Regions from separate parts of the Homo sapiens genome. Here all the other regions are linked to region 2. The links are chromatin loops, found by intact Hi-C in ENCODE. Cell type or tissue: Caco-2. All regions are shown on one strand. Links, peaks and the distances in the headings refer to the core of each region. The heading gives the core; the rest is flanking DNA.

Region 1 (5,781 bases), core at 3,282-5,781, 79 kb after region 2:
CTGAACCTCTAACAACCACTGATCACTTTACTGACCTTTAGTTTTGCCTTTTCCAGATTATCATATAGTTGAATTACAGTATGTAGCTTTGACAGACTGGCTTCTTTCCATTAACAATATGAATTTAAGGTTATTCTATGTGTTTTCATAACTTCATATCTCATTTCTTTTTATGGCTGAATAATACTCTATTGTATTGATGTACCACAGTTTGTTGGTCATATATCATTGATTTTTACAGATTGAAATATCACTTACATTCAGAAAAGTGTCCAAATCATAAATACACATGTGAAAGTATGAACATAAAATGAACAGCTGTATAATCACCACTCACAGCCAAAAATGGAGCATGGTAGAATTGCAAACACCCCACTCTCACAGCATCATGATGCTTTCTTCCCCAGGAAAAGAAACCACTACCCTAAGTTTTAAGGTTCCCTTGCTTTTCTTTATATTTTTACTATTTAAGTGTCCAAAATCATCCTACTGATGAATTTTGCATGTCTAATGAACAAGTGGAATCACGCTGCATCTACGGGGTTTGTCTAGTTATTTTGCTCAACATATTTATGGGAGTCATCATGGTATTGCATGTACAGCTAAAGTTTGTTCAGTGTCCTTGCTCTTACCTTGTGTAAATAACAAAAAATATTTATCCATACTATCATCGATGGACATCTGAAGTATTCTCAGCTTGTCATTGTGATGAATGATCCTGCTATGAACATTCTTATATGTGTATTTTGGTACACATTTCTTATGGGTTTATACACTGAGTAGATTTAAGTGTCATAAGAAATGCTTTTCAAATTGGGCTCTACAATCCACCAGCCTTAGATTGTTGCATGTAGTGGGAGGTATAGGTCAATTTCAGTTTTATTTCACAATATTCAATTTAACAGCAACATGTGTTGAATATTTGTCCTGTTCCCATGGTGCTGCAGTGCCACATTTGTTGCAGATCTGAAGTCAACATGAGCATGCATATAAAATTCAAAAGATCTACACATAAAATATTAAAATTAATTAGATTATTTGGCAAGATTGCAGGATAAAGGAGCAAATGTGGTATTTAGTAGAAATGGTTGGAGTGGACATCATTATTTCGTTCCCCATCGTAGAGGAAATGTTTTCAATATTTCACTATTCCTTTTGGTATTTGTTGCCATTTTTGTAGATCTTTACTATTGCTTAGTTGCCTAAATTTTCTTATGACAAATGGGTGATTAATCAAACTTTTTTTTTCTGTTTCTGATACCTAGGTCATGATGTGTTACCCTCATATATGATTGGCAACATTTTGTTTAGGATTTTTGAAAGTATATTTATGACGAGATAGACCTGTCATTTTCTTTTTCTTTCTTTTTTCTTTTCTTTTTTTTTTTTTCTTGAGATGGAGTCTCACTCTGTCACCCAGGCTGGAGTGCAGTGGCACGATCTCAGCTCACTGCAATCTCCACCTCCCAGGTTCAAGTGATTCTCTTGCCTCAGCCTCCCAAGTAGCTGGGAATACAGGCGCGTGCCTCCATACCTGGCTTTTTTTTTTTTTTTTGTATTTTTAGTAGAAACGGGGTTTCACTGTGTTAGTGTTTGCCAGAATGGTCTGGATCTCCTGATCTCATGATCTGCTTGCCTTAGCCCCCTAAAGTGCTGGGATTACAGGCATGAGCCACCATGCCTGGCCAGACCTGTCATTTTCTATTCTAATGAAGCCTCTCACAAATTTTGTCAGTGTTATTATAGTGGCCTCATAAAGTTAGTTGGAAAGTGTTTCCTATTTTGTTATTCTGAGGAATAATTTTGAGATGAACATGGTTTCTTCTTTAAATATTTGGTGGAATTCACTGATGACACCAGATTTCAATGCCATACTCTTTTATCTATGGATTACTTAAAAGTGGTTTGATTAATTTCTAAACAAGTTTATAATTTAGGGTTCACCTAGAAGATAGAAACCTTACGAATTATTTGAAAAGAAAAATTAGCATATTGTAGAGTTGGTAGCTAGATTTCTGAAAGAGCAGAAAAAGAACTCTGGGCCAGATGCTGTGGCTCACGCCTGTAATCCCAGCACTTTGGGAGGCTGAGGCGGGTGGATCACGAGGTCAGGAGTTCAAGACCAGCCTGGCCAACATGGTGAAACCCCATCTCTACTGATAACACAAAAATTAGCTGGGAGTGGTGGTGCATGCCTGTAATTCCAGCTATTTGGGAGGCTGAGGCAGGAGAATTGCTTGGAGCCGAGACGCAGGGGTTGCAGTGAGCCGAGATGGCACCACTGCACTTCAGCCCGGGGAACTGAGCGAGACTCTGTCAAAAAAAAAAAAAAAAAAAAAAAAACTCTAATATATGATGGAAGTAGCAACTGCAGGAAGTAGCAACTGCAGCAAGCAGCAACCACCTGAGGTCTGAGGAAACAAAGTGAAGAGACAGGAATTACTAAAACTTAGAAGCTTGGAGGAAGGTCATGCTCACCTGAAACTCAGACCTCTAAGGAGAGGCCAGTGTTCAGCTGGCTCTGCTGTCTCTGAGCTCAGAAACAGGGCCCTGCAGTTTTAGCACTTAGACATCTAAGGATCAGTCTTTGGGAAGTTGTTTAATAATGTTTATAAAGAGCCATGATGAAATAGGTATTCAAGTGTTAGAAAAACTGAAAATTAGGCAGTTGCTACAAGAAAAAGTACTGCTGGCTGGCAGGCACAGGATACAGTATATCTCCCTGCCCCCACCACCCCTATACTCTTCTGCTAATAGTTGCCGAACACAGAACCAGATTGGGGGTGTAGAGGTCGGGAAAGATTGGCTGCAGACTCCCCCATTCCAGCCCCATAAAGCGGCGTGAAGAATGGTGGGTTTGGAGATGAGACAATATTTATTAAATGCACACATGAATCATTTAGTTGTATTTTTATTGATTTCTAGCCAAATTTCACTGTATTCGAAAACATAGTATTTCAGTATTTTGAAATCCCATATCATTTTACTCATTTGTACAAATCTTATGTGCTCTTGAAAAGATGTGCATTTTAATTTTTGCTAGAATCTTTCTTTCCCCCAGCTTCATATAGGTGTCAAAAGTGCTGCAGAGATTCTAGGCTTTTCAGATCCTAGACTAGACCATCATCCCCAGGAGAAAATTAGCCCCAAATGCATGACTCTCCCAACTGTTTCTGAATTTTGGCCCACCATTTCTCCATTATCTTGTCTTTTGATGTCTTTTGACATTTAAAAAGTTTGCTCACCTTTCCTCTGCTACATGTTTGTTCCAAATCACTCATTTTATTATTACTAGAAGTGGAAGTATACAAAGTATTATTCTGTCCCTTTTATTTTTAAATTTTCCTTTCATTTTTTTCAAAAAAATCACCTATTATCAGATTGATCCTCTTTAATATGTAAACCGTATGGATTTTCAAAAACATTTCCTTGGAAAGGAGTTAAATAAAGAATCAAATAGTCTCATCTCTTAATAGTGTCTTTTAAGCCACTGAGCGTTTTCACAGATTGGTCGTTATGTCTTTTTATTTTCCTCTTCCTTTTCTGGATTGAGTCAACCCATTCACCGTCCTCCCTGAGTCATCCTCCATAAGACAACTTACAATATTTGCTATATCAAGAGCAGGGTGAAAATAGGTGATAGATTTTTCTCAAAGAAGAAAAAAATTTCAAGGTTTTACAAGGGACTTATCCCTTCTCATAATAATAACATTTTGTCTGTATCAGTACAGCCCTTCTATTTGCCTTATGACTTGCATTTCATCATCAGTAGTTAAAGCAGAGGAAACGTGGGAACCGCTTGCTGTTTCTGTTTATGGCCTCATCAACGGTTGCATCTGTTTTTTTTTGTGGATTCTTGGCATCCACGTTCTTGTGGATCTTGCAACAAACACATTATGGTAGGTAGCAGCAGCACTATCAGTTTCAGACGCGTCCACACCAAAATGGAATAAAAAAGTAATCCAGTCAAAGAAAGGTTGAGATCCTGTATTCCTCAAATTCGGTGTCCAGTACAAATCAGCCCAATTTCCTTTGAGTACCTGCATTTTTAGAGCACACATCCCTTCCATTCTGTAATTCTTTTTTTTTCTTCCTGTATTGCAAGCTTCTCCGTTCTCTCCTTTGTGGGATATTTTCTTGGTAGGTAGGTAGGAAGGTAGGTAAAGTCCGCTTTGGTTGAGTTTATTTGGGTTTGTGTAGCGTTTGAAAAAAAATAAATTCAAACTCTAGGGGGAAGGGAGTAGAGCTTGACTGGCAGTATAAAATTAGACGGCTAACCAAAAGAGAATAGTGACTATACAAATACTGACTATCCAAACGAGAAAGAGACGACTTAAGGGGAAGTGCTGCCCTGCAAGAAATTCCGGGAATTGTCCAGAAGATCCACAGGGTCAGAGACACACGCGCCAAAAAGGCGCCTTTCATGCACGGTCCTCCGGGGAAAACAGAGAAATATATATAGGAGCTCTCTGCCTTTGGAAGCATTTCGGTTCCAGGAAGGGAGAGTTAAGGAATTCCTTTGGGACCGGCACATGTGAAATATGATCCAGGCTCTCCGCTTGGCACCCTGCACTTGCGTCCTAGGCAGGCAGAGAGTGGAGAGTTTTTCTAGGAATTCTGGGAAGTGTAGTTTGGGAGCCCCGTGTAGTCGGGTAACTTCCGCTCTAGGAGGCTGAGGCCGTCTCCCTGATCCCGTCGAGAATTCTGGGAAGCGTAGTCCAGGAGGTCTCCGTAGGGAGAGCCACTTCCGCCCAAGGTACGCTAGGCCGCGGCCTTCTTTTCTCCCAGAAAGGTGACCCTCCCCGCCCTGCGTCCTGCTCCTTCCGTCCATACTGATGTTTGTTTTGCTGGAGGCCAGTAGCAACTGGACAGTAGCTCTAGGGGAGGAGAATCCACCTGCGGCGAAGGGTGGGATTTGTTTTCTTTGAGCCTTCTCCAGTGTGGGGCAGCTGGCGCATCTCCACTTAGCGCCGGGGGTCCGGGATCCTACATCGCAGGGACTGGGGATCTCCTGGGTTCTGTACTCCCCCAGCCCTTTCCCCTGACCATCAGCCAGCTCTGCCATTTCCTAGCAGTATAATAAAAGGCGAGTATCTTAATCTCTCTGCCTATGTTTCTTTTTCTTTAAAATGGTACTAGTATCTATCTAATGGAGTTCTTTTGAGAGTTAAATAAAAAGGCTTGGAACAGAGCCTGACAGGTGGTAGAAGATGGGTCTCTTGTTATTAGCACGTTTTAATTTTCTGAGAAGGACTCAGTTCCCTGAAAGCTTCTGTGAGCCCAGGATGGGGTCAGAGCTCCAGCTGCAGAGTATCCCTGGCCCTTTTCTGATCACTGAGAGATTTTTCTTTAGGAGAGGATCACTCCGGGCTGTCTGGGCAGTCCACTGTAATTCATGCAGGAGTTCTGATTTCTCCCATCCTCCTTTCCTTCTTTAGCCTTGACTTCTTGAAAAAGGCTGCAGGGAGAAGGAGGGAATAACCCTTTGGCACTTGGCAGCGGAGTCTCACCTGAGTAGTACTTATCATCCTTTTTTCCCAGGGAGACAATATTTCCTTCATTCATTGGCAAATTCTGCTCGAAGATGCCCTGATATTTGTTCAATAAATGCAGAAACGGATGAGGGAGAACTTGGGCATGAGTAATAAAGATAGTATTTAAACATTGAGTGCTGATCATTCTTAGAGTTTGATATGAATTAACATATTTAATCCTCACAAGAGCCCTTTGAGGCTGGGTTGGGTGCCACCATTCCCATCTTAAAGAAAAGCAAAGAGACAC
Region 2 (2,500 bases), core at 1-2,500:
AGAGACAGGCAGGCAGAGAAAGGGAGTAAGACAGAAGACACACACAGTGAGAAAGACAGGCAGAGAGAGAGAGAAATAGGCAGAGAGAGAGAGACAGAGAGAGTGAGAGAGAAAACAGAGAAAGAGAGAGACAGAGACAGACAGAGAGACAGAGAGAGGAGCAGGAAGGGCGTGCTCAGGAAATAATTACACATATTTTATAACGCTTTTGATCCCGTAAACGGTGGCCGAGGTGTGCTTTGAAAACAACAACAACAGCAACAAGAGCAGCAGCAGCATTCGCTTACGGGTTTCTAGAACATAAGATGTTCTGAAGTCTAGTAAACATCAACGGGCTCTCACTACACGTTGAGAGATTCACAAAAGCTCTAGTTAACAGGAGAAAACAGCAGCTAATGTGTCTTGGGGAAAATATACGTCTTCCTGAAAATTGCGGATTTCTACTTCACCTGAAAAGAAATACATACGAAAAAGGAAAAACACGAACAAAACAAAACAAGCCAACGAACACGGGCCAATGCACCGTCCCTGGAAATCTTAAGTGAGCAAAGTATTAGTTTTCAGAAACCGTTTCTATTTTGGGCAAATGCTAAGAAGGCCCAGATTAGAGCTGTGACGCCCTTCCCATTGTGAAACTATGTTGGCCGGAGGGAGGAGAAACTAAAACATCATGATAAAAGGTGATTGAGACCCAGCCAGAGTGAAGCTTTCCTAGGGAGGGAGGCCTGAGGAGGGAAGCGGGGGAAGAAACCCACAACTGCAGACCCGCCCGCTTGCCCACGCGGGTCAAGGGCTATGCCATCGGCCCAAGCTGCCTCTGGGGAAGTGGGACCGTGCCACCCCCATCTTCAAAAACGGTGACCACTGAGTGAGGCCTGACGCCCACCGATGCAAATGTCAGCCTGGCAAGAATGAGATCGCCGGCAAGGGGTGGGGGAAGGGGAGAGAAGACGGAGGCACACCGGGGTGGCTCCGGAAGGTTTCCAAGCAGGGTGTTGGGAGGCGGGGGGTGGGGGTTTGGGGGGAACCCACCTAACTGACTCACTAAATGAAGGTAAAGGGACGTGGGTAGTGGGGGGAGCCGAGGGGCGACTTGAAAATTAAACTGACCCCTCCTAAATCCCAAGTAGAAGAGTCTATGCACACGAAAGAAACCAACACACAAAGAAAACTAAAGCTCTGATCAAAGAACAATAGGGCCCCAGCCAGGGCAGAGGTTCCCTAGGCAACGAGGGAGAGAGGGAGGGGCCTCCAGAAGGGAGAGAGAGAAACCGGTTGCCCCAGGTTCGGTGAAGTCTGGGAGACCTCCCTCTGTGTCACCTCGACTTTCAATAACAGTGGCCGCTAGGTGATGCCCGAAGACAACCGATGCCTGCAAATGTCAGTCAGCACGGAAAAGAATGTATGTATGTATGTATGTATGTATGTATGTATGTATGTATGTATGTATGTATTTATTTATAGACAGAGTCTCACTCACTCTACAGCCTGGGCTGTAGTGCAGTGGTGCGATCTCAGCTCACTGCAGCCTCCGCCTCCCAGGTTCAAGCGATTCTCCAGCCTCAGCCTCCCAAGTAGCTGGCATTACAGGCACCTGCCCCACCGCTCCTGACTCAGTTTTGTATTTTTAGTAGAGACGGGGTTTCGCTGTGTTGGCAAGGTTGGTCTCGAACTCCCAACCTCAGGTGATCCACCCGCCTCGGCGTCCCAAAGTGCTGGGATGACAGATGTGAGCCACCACGCCCGGCCTTAACCGTTTACTTTTAAGTTGAGGAACTTATCAGGGAAATATGAGAAGTACAGACGCCACACGTGACAGACAGAAAAGTCTGAAAATGCCCCTTGCATCCAAGTGGGGACCCGGCCTCGACCTCCCGAAATCATACACCGAGTGGGGAAGCCCAGCAAGGCCCGTCTGTCTAGATTCTTCTCAGCCTCTCTAAGCACCTAAGCATGCACTTCTCACTTTCGTGGAAGGGGCAGAGCCCTCCCCGTCATGAGGTGTCTGACAGACTGACACAGAAAGAGACAGACATAGAAAGACAGAGACGGACAGAGAGAGATAGAGAGAAACAGACAGAAAGAGAGAGAGATGGAGAGTGAGTGAGAGAGAGAGAGACATGGAGGGAGAGAGACAGAAAGGCAGAGAAAAAGAGTAAGACAGAAGACACAGTGAGAGAGACAGGCAGAGAGAGAGAGAGACAGAGACAAAGACAAAGAAAGAGAGAGAAAGAGACGGACAGAGAGAGACAGAAACAGAAAGAGAGAGAGAGAGAAACAGAAAGGGAGGGAGAGAGACAGAGACAGAGAGACTGACAGACAGATAGGCAGAGAAAGAGAGTAAGACAGAAGACAGATACAGTGAGAGAGACAGGCAGAGAGAGACAGAGGGAGAGACAGACAGAGAAAGAGACAGAGAGAGAAAGCAGAGATGGAGAGAGAGAGACAGACAGAAACAGAAAGAGAGAGAGACAGAGACAGAGAGAAGCAGACAGACAGG
Region 3 (2,500 bases), core at 1-2,500, 580 kb after region 2:
GGATTTTTGAAAACTTGACCTGAGCTTGTGTGTGCTTGTATATGAGGTAGTAGATGGAAGTGGGGTGTGTCTTTTTGCCTTTGAATCTGGCCCAACTGTTCTAGTGCAGCCAGGTGTAAGCTATAAACCAGTGGCATTAGGATATGAGAGTATCTTGCCCTGAGAATCTTTATCTTCATCCCCCTGATCACACTGGGGGCTACTGTGAGCCCAGTCCCAGTGTATTTCTGAGCAGCTGCAGCAGGCCAGGCACAACTGAAGGTTAACCCCGCTTGCCTCTAGGGTCTGGCCATCCCGGGCTGCACGGGGCTTCAGTGGCCTTCCTGCAGTTCTCTTCCCAAGGAGGCTCAGCCTGTTCTGGTTTTGCTAAGAGACCCTGGATGCGTCTATTTGCCTCGTTGGTATCTACCCTCCCCTCCCTTCCTTGACCCATGCAGCCAAGATTCAGGACTTCAAAGACATCCTTCCTTCCTGCAGCCCGACAGGTTAAAGATTTGTTCCCAAGTCTCCTGAAGAGCTGCGTCAGATTGCAAATCACTGGCCAGTTCCAGAAAGCTGCTCCCAAGTGTTTCAGGGCAGCTCTTAGACCAGTGCACCCTCGTGGTAAGAGAGGTGACAGAACAAAGCCAGAATTGCTTTTCATTTCTGGAAACACTAGTCTTTCATGTCAGAGTTTAGGTTACTTAATCTTTTCGTGCCGGGAATAAGATTTCCCTAGTGTGACATCTGCTGATAGCAATGGACAGTCCATGATTTCCAGCGCCAAGAAATTAATACTCTAATCTGCATAATCAAATCCCCAGGTAAGCATCACCATTCCTTTCTCAGTACTTTCTGTCCCTTGCATTTCCAAATCCTTCTATTTATCCAAAACTCAGAATGAAAATGTAGTGCTTAATAACAATTTTTACTAGGGGAGTTTTTAGGTTACTATGATAGACATTTACTGCACAAAATTTACTAAATTCAGGATAATCAGGTTTTCTTATGTGTTTGAAATATGATAAAAATATATATCGCCTGAATGTTTCATGCTACAGGGTGCATTTTGTGAATTTACACTTCAATCACTTAGTCTACTGCAATATAATGTTGATTTATGTTCAGGGTTTGAACCTCTATTCAATGTTGAAATCCTTAAAACAAACTTTAGACACAGAGGGCTCTTCACTTTTCCATTAGACTTCTTAATCCAGTTTAACTATATCCTTCTTCAGTTAAAAAGCTAGAAAGAAGTGTTGTTGAAGGTCACAGTGACAGAAATTTCAGCCAGCATGACACTCCTGGAGGTTATTGTTTTCCTACAGAGCTGGATGAGTTAATCTGGTATTGTTGCAAGAGGTTGGGAAGGCCAAACAAGGCCGAATCAGGGTAAGACAATTTTATAGTCTTACAGCTATAATTAAATCCAGGACCTGGGATCAATGTAAATATAAATCCCAGTATTAGTCCTGAATTTAGTTCACAAATTGCTTTTTGGAAACTGTTACCCTAGCAAACTCCTATTTATTCTTCAAAGTCAAGGTTAGCTGTGACCACACCCTAGAAGGCTTTCCTGACACCCAGAATAGTGTTTGTCACTTTTTCCTCTGAGGACCTTGGATGGTATATGTTTCTGTTGCATTTACTACTCTACTGCACAACTGTTTGTTTATATTATCTATCTCCTTATTAAATGATGACCTTTTTAAGTCTGAAACTGTGTCTAAACTATCTCTGTGTCCTCAGGAGCTAGTACACTACCAAGGACATAGTGCTCAATGAATTTTTGTTGAAATAATGAATAAAGCAATATATTCTGGCTGTCCCATGAATATGATTGTGCAGCATAGTGCCCAGGTGTTCTGAGCACATGCACCAAGTTTTAAATTAAACTGCCACCACTTTCAGGGCAGAGAAAGAAAAGCAGGTTGCAGGCCAATTCTGGTCCATGGTTGCCTTATTGGGTTTCCTCAGTGTCATTAAATAGCTGAACTAGGTGTTAGCCAACATTTAAAATTTGAGAGACTACATGCAAAAGTCTGCATTTCTAGCTTCTTACAATTTTCAAAGCTATGGCGACATCTAGCTAGCATTTCCATGGGGCCTAACTGGCTGGGGCTGGCTGCAGGGCACACAACTTCCTTTCCTGCTTCCTTCACCTGGCTTAGCCCCTTAAGGCATCTGATCTCCGAGCATGAGAGTTTTCATTGTTTTGGTGAGAGGATGGTTTATGTAAAGCCAGCCACATAGTAATACAGATTGACACATATGATGGGAAGTCAGCCATGTGCTCTTGAAAGCAATTAATACCTATTAATACAATTAATACATATATCTAATTTTAGGAGGATATGAAGAATAGAAATTTAGGTGCCTTCCATTAAGTTACTTAAAATTTAAGAGGGAGTAGAATGGGGAGATAAAAACCCATGAAACAATATGGAAACATCAGTCCCCCTGACCAAAGGCACATTCATATAATACAATCTCTACAGCTTACGGAGCCAACAATTCCAAG

What was found. Peaks named below come from ENCODE experiments on the same cell type or tissue, not always from the same donor. Only the 100,000 strongest peaks of a DNase experiment are listed, where the experiment ranks them.
Region 1: it touches region 2 in a loop (11-fold over the local background); 1 of 110 quality-filtered maps calls a loop at or near these places.
Region 3: it touches region 2 in a loop (6-fold over the local background); 1 of 110 quality-filtered maps calls a loop at or near these places.

The regions. Positions count from the first base shown.
Region 1 is chr2:132,342,760-132,348,540 of GRCh38, forward strand. LOC124907892 (a long non-coding RNA gene) reads left to right here and starts at 4,714. Exons shown (of 2, transcript XR_007087241.1): 1 at 4,714-4,756; 2 at 5,439-5,668. In Caco-2, for the core only: no CTCF peak of the experiment used is centred there; a DNase peak (open chromatin) is centred at 4,702; H3K4me3 peaks cover 1,169 bases.
Region 2 is chr2:132,267,341-132,269,840 of GRCh38, forward strand. LOC105373622 (a long non-coding RNA gene) reads left to right here and starts at 1,281. Exons shown (of 3, transcript XR_923341.3): 1 at 1,281-1,402. RefSeq lists enhancers at 327-839, 840-1,351. In Caco-2, for the core only: a CTCF peak has its summit at 1,354 (motif pointing right); a DNase peak (open chromatin) is centred at 1,281.
Region 3 is chr2:132,851,249-132,853,748 of GRCh38, forward strand. All of the region lies in intron 11 of NCKAP5 (NCK associated protein 5), which reads right to left. Among named protein-coding and RNA genes, the nearest start is that of NCKAP5-AS1, 63 kb to the right of the region's middle. In Caco-2, for the core only: no CTCF peak of the experiment used is centred there; no DNase peak of the experiment used is centred there.